2 separate regions of the Homo sapiens genome follow, and region 1 is linked to region 2. A link is a loop called in an ENCODE intact Hi-C map of the cell type or tissue named here. Cell type or tissue: CD4-positive, alpha-beta T cell. All regions are shown on one strand.

Region 1 (5,000 bases), 900 kb before region 2:
TCATAGTTACTAGGGAATCTTTTTTGAAGCAATGTGGCCGGGCCCCACTATGGACTTACTAGATCAACAATTTTTGTAAGACGGGTGAGGTGTGGAGTCCAAGGGTTGGGACATTTGTATTTTGAAAGACAACATCAGATAATTCTTTTTTCTCTTGACAAGTGCTATTTATTATAGCATTTTCATTTATGATTTGACCAAATATTATCAATCTTCTGAAAGAAATGTGCTTCACTGTTTTGTTCATTATTTGTATTCCCATGTGCTTGGCATGTAGTAGGCACTCATATTTATTTCAAGAGTTTGATGGCGAAATCAAGGTTAGTCCAAACCAGCACGTTTTAATAGAACTATAATGCAAGCCATGTAATTTCAAGTTTTCTTGAAGCCACATTTAAAAAGTGAAGAAGAAATAGGTGAAATTAATCTTATTTTATTTAACACAATGTAACCAAAATATCATTTCAGCATGCAATTGTTATTAAAAATTGAGATATTTTACATTTTCTTTCATAGTAATGTTTTGAAATCCAGTAGATATATTATACTTATAGATCATTTCAATTTGGACTAGCCACATTTAATGCACTTTGTATTCAAGTGTGATGTTCCTGGTGGCTACCAGTTTGGATAGTTCAAGTCTGAACCTTTAATTGTCTCTAAAGTGGGTTATGCCCTTTTGTGGTCTTTACCCATAAGGCCTAGAATGACATTGCTCTTCCTACCTAATCAAATTCTGAAGGGCTTGGTTTAAGATTGACTTTCTCCAGGAAGGCTTCCCTCACCACTTCTTGCATACAGTGAGCATGCAATTCTGTTTTCATTTTTTTCATGCTTTCAGGCTTAAAACAGTCTTTGTTAAAGTGTTTCTGTGAAACACTAGTCTCAGAAGGTAGGTTTTTGGAAGAAAAAGTACCATGTTTTAATACATTTGGGAATAGGAAAAGCTAATGATATACCCCCTCATGGAAAGTTAACAATGTGAATTAGTTTATTAATGGTCTAAGAAATTCTTCAGTAAAATATCCCATTTAACAAACTAAACAAATTCTTTGGTGTAATATATATTATGTTGCAGAAGCTATGTTATGCAGAATACACTATAGGAATATATTCTTAAAGAGATTTGTACTCTTGATGATTAGAAAAGGTTGGTAGACTTAAAGATATTACTTGAGATAGTTCTCCACTGATTTTTCCTTTTTAAAAAATTATTTTTCCTCTCTTCAGTTCTATTTCCCATTGCCTCACCCATTTTGAATTTGAGATGTTTGCAGAATTGACTTTCTATGAGAATAGTAGTCTTCTGCTTTGTTATTTCAAAATCAGCTGTATATTATTTACCTGTCTAGCTTAAGCTGCTTCTGTGAGATGTATCGTACTTCATGTATGACACATCTGACTCTGGAACTGAGTTTTATGAATGAAGTGGGTAAATTTAAGATAGTCTATTTTGTAATGGAAGTATGCTAATGTGAAACTGTGCAGGGCTAGGACTCCAACTAAGTGTCTGAGAACATTATATATAATGTCAGGAGTGTGCTTGACTCTTCTGTTGCTTCAATTCAGAAGAAAAAAATATTAATGAAATGCTAGTATTGGTAAACTGTAGTAAAATCAGTTTAATATAGTAACTGTGAATTATTCATGATAGACATGATTGCTATTACTGAAAATCTTAGGCCCTAGTTTTGAAGATTATTAATAAAATTTCTAATTTAGTTGTAGCTAGATTCTTAAAGTACTCAGCAATTATGGTGGCTATTTTGAAACTGTGCATTGTTTATCAAGCTTGTTTTTCATGTAAAAGGATCTGGGCATTGATATATTTTCATTATATTTGTAGTTAATAGTAAAAATGTTTAAATGTCCTTTCATTATAGACTCAGATTCCCTACTAATTTGATTTAGAGATAATCATTCATGGCTATACATTTAATTTAATACTAAGCCTGACAATAAACTGCCTAGTTTTTAAAACCTGCTTAGAGATACCATACCTACTTTATTTTAAATGCAAAATAAAAAAGTCCTTCTCCATTCCTTTAATTTTTTGGAAGAGAATCAAGTGGAAGAAGGCATATAGCTAACAGTTCTATACTTCTCTTTAAGGGCACAGGACTAAAACATGATAGCAGCATTTCTCACTTAATCATAAGCCTGCTTATGTTAATGGCTACTGCAGTCACTCTAAAACTCTGCATTTCTGCTTGTTAAATTTAAAGGAAGTAAAAAATTACTGCCAACACAATCTTTGAGAAACATGCAAATAATACAGTTGTATTTAATGTCAACTTATATAGTAGCTTCCCCATTCCTATAAACACTTCTGAGGTTATATGATTATCTTGATGCAGTTTTTCTGCCTAGTTCATATTAAAAGCAGAGTGAACTTCAATATTGAAATAACAGTAAGGGAATTTCTGTTCTTTTTCAAGGTGTTGCATTGTTTATTGTTGTATACTAGTACAGTGCCAAAGGATTTATAATTTTTTTCTTTTAAACTGGTATAGACCCTACAGTTGACTGATTTTGAATAACAAAAAGGCATATCAAGTTTATAATTAGTAATACTAATTAGCAGGAAATAAGACTATCTAGATTATTGACATTCTTTTCTGTATTTAAGAAAATAAAATTAAGAAATTATGTTTGCCGTTTTCAATGAGGAAAGATTTTCAACTTCGGGATTCTTAAAGTACTCAGCAATTATGTTGGCTATTTTGAAACTGCATTGTTTATCAAGCTTGTTTTTCATGTAAAAGGATCTGGGCATTGATATATTTTCTTTATATTTATAGTTAATAGTAAAAATGTTTAAATATATAAGTAGCTGGTGAAATTTGTATTTGGCATGCCCCAAAGCCCCTTTTCCTTCAAAAGCTTTAATCCTGACAGCATCTCTTGAAATATAAAACAAATTTGAAGTTCCCTAAGAAAAATACATGTTTTTCTTTGAGGATACTACTGTTGCTTTGCTGCCCTCTACAGTCATCTAAAATAGTCACTCTAGATTTTTCTCCATTCAGATACTTAGAATACTTTTTCCCTGACCTGTGTATGAGCTTTATATTTCAGGAATGGGTTAAGTAATATTTACTGTTACAGAAGTAAAGTTTAGTCACAGTTAATCTATATATGTCATGCAAAAAAAAAAAAAAAGGACTTAGAGATTTGAACAAGGGATAAATTGGGGACTATTGAGCAACAACCATGTGCTAGGGAGTATAAAGGATACCACGGTGGAATGAGGCATGTTGGCCCTCTAAAGCTTATGAACTCATTAATACGATTAATGGCATGCTTATATATCAAATGACATTTGTAACAACATGCCAAGTGATATGATATAGTTTACAGAAATATTAGTAAGGGCTGGAAGAGTTAAAAATGAGACTTTTGAGCTATGTCTTCAAGAGTTTAGACAGATAAAACAGGGTGGTTTTAAACATATTTAAAACACAAAGCAGGCTGGGTGCAGTGGCTCACGTCTGTAATCCCTGAGAGGCTAAGGCAGGAGGATTGTTTGAGCCCAATTCTTTGAGACCAGCCTGGGCAACATAGTGAGACCTCGTCTCTGCCAATAAATAAATAAATAAATAAGCCAGGCATGGTGGAGTCCACCTGTAGTAGCAACTACTCAGGAGGGTAAGGTGGGAGGATTGCTTGAGCCCGGAAGGCTGAGGCTGTAGTGAGCTAAGATTTTGCCTCTGCATTCCATCCTGGACAACAGGGCAAGACTCTGTTTCACCATAAAAACAAAAGACAAAACAAAACAACAAGAAAAACCACAACCCTACAAAGCATCTGTTATGTAGAAAGGACTCTTCTAGGCTCCTTGGAGTCTTTGCCCTTAAGAAATGTAAAACTTAATTGTCAGGAGATTGGAATGAAAGATGTCTTTCTCTGTGTATGTGTGTGTGTGTATTAACCCAGTTACTTCTCTCCCTGTTTCCTCCCCTGTTAAATTGGCTAAATAATACTTTCTTCACAGAATTGCTATGAAATTAAATTGCAATAAAGTGCTATGTAAATACAACAAACAATACAGTGAACAAAAATGACTTGTCTTATGTGAGAAATTTAACAAAGTATTGTCGGATTATAGAAAGAGGACCAATTTAACTAGGGGTGGAAGAAGACTTAGAGGAGCTAATTTTCTAGCTGAATCTTGAAGGAATAGCTTAGATTTCTGTTTGTGAGGGAAAGTCAGTGAAAAAGAGGGTGTTCCAACTTAAAGACCACTGAGATGAGGACTCTAGAAGGAATTAGTGTTCTCATGTGACTCAAGCATGAACTTTATGGAGGGAAGTCGTGGATTTTTAAATACTTTGCTGAGGCGATTAGACTGTGGTAGCCACTGAGGAGCTTTTGAAGGCAGGCAACTGTGGAGTCCATCCATGACTTGATAGATTGTATAGCTCTGGCAGAAATGTAAAAAATATATTGGAGCTATGACAGACAAGTGAAGGTGACAACCATTGTGATATTCCATGGAAAGAGGATTACAGAGATAAATGACAGTTTTGCAAAGGGATTTGAAGGGAGGCTTGGATCTGAGAAGTAGATGATATGGTGTTTGGATATCATTGTGGGTAAGGAAGGAGGAGTTAGATATGAACCAACTTGGAATAACTAGGAAAGGATGATGAGAGGATTGATTAATCAATCCAGTAAGGTTTCACATGCATTTGTGGTGTACTTTTGAGCTGTAGCTGGAAATTTGTGAGAGTTGGGGTTAGAAGGGTGAGGTACGAGGGGTAGGAGGTAGGTTGTGAAACTGGGAATTATCAGGATTGAGGTATTTGCATTGAATGAGCTGTTTCAGAGAGAAAAGGGAACACAGGCAGAAGAGAGAGAGTGAGAAGAAAAAAGTGGAGAGAGGGAAGGGAATAGTGGATGGGGCCAGAATTTTTTTTTAGATTGAGGTATTTTGATTGGATAAGCTATCGGAGGGAGAGAGAAGAAAAATGTTCAAGGAAAAATCTTAGTTGATAAAT
Region 2 (5,000 bases):
CTGCACTGTACTCTCTTCATAGGATTGTAAAGGTGTTCTAATCCAATTGCATGATGTAGTAAGCCTCTTAAATATGTGTGTTAAATATATTGAGTTTGGATTAAAATGTTGACATGATTTCACATTTGAAAATAAACTCATCTCTTATTTTGAAGTTACCTATCTGTAGTATGATGGAGGATGAATTAATCGCAAATGACAGTTGTAGAAACTATGTAAAGTTTGTTGTGTGCTAACATTATGATTTGTAGTGTATAAACTGAAGTATTCCAATAGAAGTATCTCTGGTTACATCCTATTGCTTACAAAATGAAATGAACCCTGAAAAACTCTGACATCATATTGTTGTCTGTTTACACAGATACATTTATTGCTGGGGATTGCAAGGAGTGTGTTTACTTATCCTTATCTTACACGAAAAAAAAATCATGTAAATGTGATATAAAGCTTTATTTGGTGGGGCATCTCATTTGTCCCCCTGAACTAAGGCAGCAGATTTCAGAGAGAGAAGCTTCCCTCAGCAGTATGTCCCTTTGCCCCCTTTATATATTGATGAAGTCAACATTGACAATAGGTACCCAGAGTGGAAACAAATTTGTCTACTTCAAGCTCATCACTGTCCGTAAAAGCATCTGTACTTGCTACTGGCCATAATTTTTTCTAATTTGTTAGACAACAAGAGTGAATACAGAAAACAATCCATGGGTTTCTCTGCTTTTCTGTGCAGTGATTTTCCCACTATGACCAGTCAGATTTTTCATCTTACTGCAAGTAAAATGCAAGAAGACTTGCAAAAATAAAGGGGAAGAAAAGGGAGAGAAGTGATTGAGAATATTTGCAATTATCCAAAACATGCAGAGAGAAGTGTTTGTTAAGATATAAGGGATGGGCCAGGTGCGGTGGCTCACACCTGTAATTCCAGCACTTTGGGAAGCCAAGGGGGGTGGATCACCTGCAGTCAGGAGTTCGAGACCAGCCTGGCCAACATGGTGAAACCCCATCTCTACTAAAAATACAAAAATTAACCAGGCATGGTGGTCGGTGCCTGTAATCCCAGCTATTCAGGAGGCTGAAGCAGGAGAATCGCTTGAACCCAGGAGGTGGAGGTTGCAGTGAGCTGAGATCGCCCCATTGCACTCCAGGCTGGGTGACAAGAGCGAGACTCAGTCTAAAACATACACACACACACACACAAAAACCCAAAAAAGAAATATAAGGGATGATGAAATGACATGCATCAGGCATCACCTTAGTGATTTAGTCCCTTAGAGTCTACAACAGGTCTAATGGAGAACGGGCAACATAGCTCAGCATCTTTTGGAGTATGTCCTGAAATCAAGTTGCTGTCCTTAACTATATGTCCTTAGTAGAGAGAGGCATCCCACCTCTCAAGAAAGAGATCTATTCAGTCTTTATTTATCTAACTGTTCCAGACTGTTCCAACAGTCCAGGTTCTCACGACTCCAAAGACATGCTGGATTCACTATATCCAAACTTTGCCTTTAATTCTGGTACCAATTACTGCCCCCCAAATTTATAACCAGGATAATAAAAGTTACTTTACTATCTTATATATACTCAAAGTATTACACAAGCCACCATAACTTTTAAATAGGAAACTACTACGTAAAACTCCATGGTTGATGCTTGAGGCCCCCAGGAATTAGTTTGAAAGGTATTTAGAGCTGGAGTCCGGAAACCCTTGTACTACAATTTATTCAACTATTTTTCTATTGTTAGCCATTCCCATTTTTTTCCTTCTCTTTGCCTCTAAAAACGGTGTAGTAGATAATATGCAGTCTTAAGAACTAGTGTTGTTTTTCTATAGGATAATCACAAATTGGTGCCACTGCGTTAAAAGGCACTGGAATGGATGCATATTTTAAAATTGTAATAGATGTGGCCATATTACTTCACAACAAATTTTAGTAATTCACCTTCCTAGCAATCATACATAAGTGCTAGTGTCTAGCATCCTTGCCAATTATTTTTCTTTTTTGCCAACTGAATGGGGGGAAAAAGGCATTATTTTTTTAATTCCAGTTTTTCATTTAGTGAGTTTGAGCATCATGTTTCCTTATATGGGCTGCCTATTTATAGCTGTTGGCCAATTTTATTTGAATTATATTTCTTATTTATAGGAGCAGGCTGAGTAGAAGTATTAATGTATCTATGCTACAAAATCCATTTTTCTAAGCTCTTAACTTGAGGTGTCTTTTGCCATTCAAAAAGTTTAAATTCGTATACAAATATATTTTTTATTTATGATGTTGGGGTTTTGAAATCTTGGTTAAGAAAGTCCCTTCTGTCCCCGGATTATATAATATTCTCCTAAAATTTATTTAATCCTCTCAGTTGTATTCTTCCGTTGAAATCTTTTTTTACTGAAATTTATTTTCGCATATAGCACGAGGAGGGGGCCAAGATAATTCAGTATTTCGTTAATCAGGCATATAGATCTAGAGCGGGGAATGTCCGATACCATTCCAGGTTATACAGGCGAGATTAATGTCAGATCTTGGGAGCATTTCCAGTACAGGTTAAAACTGTCACGCGGTCGGCGGGATTGCAGGTGATGCAGCAAGCCTGGTGTCCTCGACAGGAGACGTTTCCCATCTAGGACCGTTGGATAGGGTTCCTTTCTGAGCTTCCAGCTCTGTAGTATCTATCAGCCCGCTGATAGGGCAGCCTCCCGACGCCACTCAAAACATCTTAAAGGCCCCAAGCCAAACCCCGCTACTAGTAGAACCAACAGTCTAAACGAAAGAGCCACGACGCTCTGCGCATGTGCGCTCTTCGCAAGCTGAAAATCTTGCGGGGAGCTCTTTAGCAAGTTCCGCCTTCCAGCCTGAAGCGCATGCGCAGCCTCGGTTCCGTTGCGTAGCGTGTCCCTCAGTGGGACACTGCAGGGTGCGGGGACAACTACGAAGATGGCGGTTGCGCGCTTGGCAGCTGTGGCGGCCTGGGTACCTTGTCGGAGCTGGGGCTGGGCAGCCGTCCCCTTCGGTCCCCACCGTGGCCTCAGCGTGCTGCTTGCACGGATACCTCAGCGGGCGCCACGGTGGCTCCCAGGTCAGTGTCCGAAAGGCGGGAGTAGGATGCGTTCTTTCGAACGCCTCGGGTTCCGTCAGTTACCGTGCCTGTGCAGTGCGTCTTTGGCGCCCGGTTCAAAAATGCTCCTCCCCCTTTCTCAACACCCCAGTTCTAGGCGCTTTGTAGACTTCTGGTGAAGGCTGTGAGGAGAGCTCTGCCGCGGCCCTGCGGCATTCTGGGCACCCCGGGCCCTCGCTGGCGTTTTACACTGTGCAGTTTAAAGAGCTCCTGCTCCTTACCTGCCTCCCCTGCATTAAAGGCCAACACTAGAAAAAATTAAAATGTGCATTTAATGCATTATTATTAGTTACTTCTAGGAATTTGTAGATTGTGACTCCTAAAATGCTTAGACTGACTCTCCTTTGAGTTTAGGGAACCTAACAATGCGAGGCATGTTCTTTGTAAAAGTGTAGACGCCCTCATAAGCCTAATTTCTAGTTCTGCTTTCTTGCTGCACCCACTCAGTGAAAGAACCATAATCATTATTGCACAAAGGAAACTAGAATTTGGGCTAAAAATCAGAGAACCTCTTATATGTATATATAGTCTTTGAATTAGATCCTTTTATTTTTTTGGCTTTGTGTGTGGTTCACACCATTGCCACGTAGCTGTCAGATGATGCATGGTGCTTGGAGTGGTAATTAATGTCACGGCAGAGATCTTTTGTATGGAGATTTTTGTATCCAGTTTTTAAACTTTTATAATCAGATTAACTTGCATTTAATTGTGCGCAACCAAAAGGCATGTTACACATGCAAATACTCCTAGTAAAATGTAGTATGTCAATTCATTAACCAGAGTATAATATTATTTCATCTAGTTAGCACTTATTCATTGAGCACTTATGCACCAGGCTTTGAATTAATCCTTATGTTCAAAGATGATTTATGAATATAATTATATGAATCTGTCTACTTAGAACTTACATTAAATAAATTATAATCATCTCGGGGAAATTATGTTTTAAGAGGTGATTTCTGGAAGAGGATAGTGAGAATTTTTTTTAGTGCTCAGCTGAGTAGATGGGAAATGAACATGAGTGGATCAGCATAACTGGTCCTTACCAAAAGTTTTAAATTTGGCATATTTCTCTATACTTTGAAACAAGCTTTTATGTAAAAAGGATAACTTTAAGGCCTTCAGTTACATCTTTAAAAAATCAACTTCTTAATTACAAAATGGGGAAAACTTTAGCAGCACACATGGATTCTCTTCTCAAGACTGAGAAGTTTTCAAAGTGGAGGACGGCTTCATTTAATATAAAAAAAGAAAATGTATTAGTCCAAAGACTCTAAGGAAGTACACAAAACTAGTGTCTTTGGAAAGAAGAGGTGGGATTATAAATGACTCTTTTAAAAAAATATCTACTTGTTTCTTAAGAGCAAGTATAGATTTTATAATGGGGGAAAATTTGAAAAAGATGAAGTAGGATAATCTTATGAAGTTCACCAATTGTACTGTTGTACTTAAATTACACTAAAATCTCTGTGTACCATTTACAGAAAGCCAAACCAACAAAACGCAAAGTGATTGCATAGGTCTATAAGAAATCTCTTTCCAAAAACGATACTATCATATGTTGTTTTTAAAGAAACTGCTCATTGAACCCACCTCAGCTGACAATAAAATTATGAGTTGTTACCATGGCTCATGATTTCTTGGTTGAGGTAGGCGGATGGGTGGGCGGGTGGATGGGAGTCAGTAATAAAAAGGGCACAGCACGTCCTCCTTTGAAACAATTTTGCAAGGGCAGACCAAACCTGTTTCTTCCCTGACCCCCAAGAAAGTAGGGGATGAAAGGCCAGGCATGGTGGCTCACACCTGTAATTTCAGCAATGGGAGGCCAAGGTGGGAGGGTCACTTGAGCCTGGGAGTTTGAGACCAGTCTGGGCAACATAGTGAGACCC

The links. A loop is a pair of places that touch in the nucleus more often than their neighbours do. Peaks named below come from ENCODE experiments on the same cell type or tissue, not always from the same donor. Only the 100,000 strongest peaks of a DNase experiment are listed, where the experiment ranks them.
Region 1: a loop joins it to region 2, with 4 times the contacts of the local background. A loop is called at or near these places in 7 of 110 quality-filtered maps.

What each region holds. Positions count from the first base shown.
Region 1 is chr3:111,077,532-111,082,531 of GRCh38, forward strand. All of the region lies in intron 1 of NECTIN3 (nectin cell adhesion molecule 3), which reads left to right. Among named protein-coding and RNA genes, the nearest start is that of NECTIN3, 8.2 kb to the left of the region's middle. In CD4-positive, alpha-beta T cell, a CTCF peak has its summit at 2,974 (motif pointing left); a DNase peak (open chromatin) is centred at 2,980.
Region 2 is chr3:111,976,132-111,981,131 of GRCh38, forward strand. PHLDB2 (pleckstrin homology like domain family B member 2) reads left to right here. Exons shown (of 18, transcript NM_001134438.2): 18 at 1-386. It overlaps ABHD10 (abhydrolase domain containing 10, depalmitoylase), which reads left to right and starts at 2,895. Exons shown (of 5, transcript NM_018394.4): 1 at 2,895-3,072. The coding sequence starts at 2,931. RefSeq lists enhancers at 2,537-3,096, 2,955-3,004, 3,015-3,064, 3,085-3,134. In CD4-positive, alpha-beta T cell, no CTCF peak of the experiment used is centred here; DNase peaks (open chromatin) are centred at 2,840 and 3,660; H3K4me3 peaks cover 2,012 bases; H3K27ac peaks cover 1,148 bases.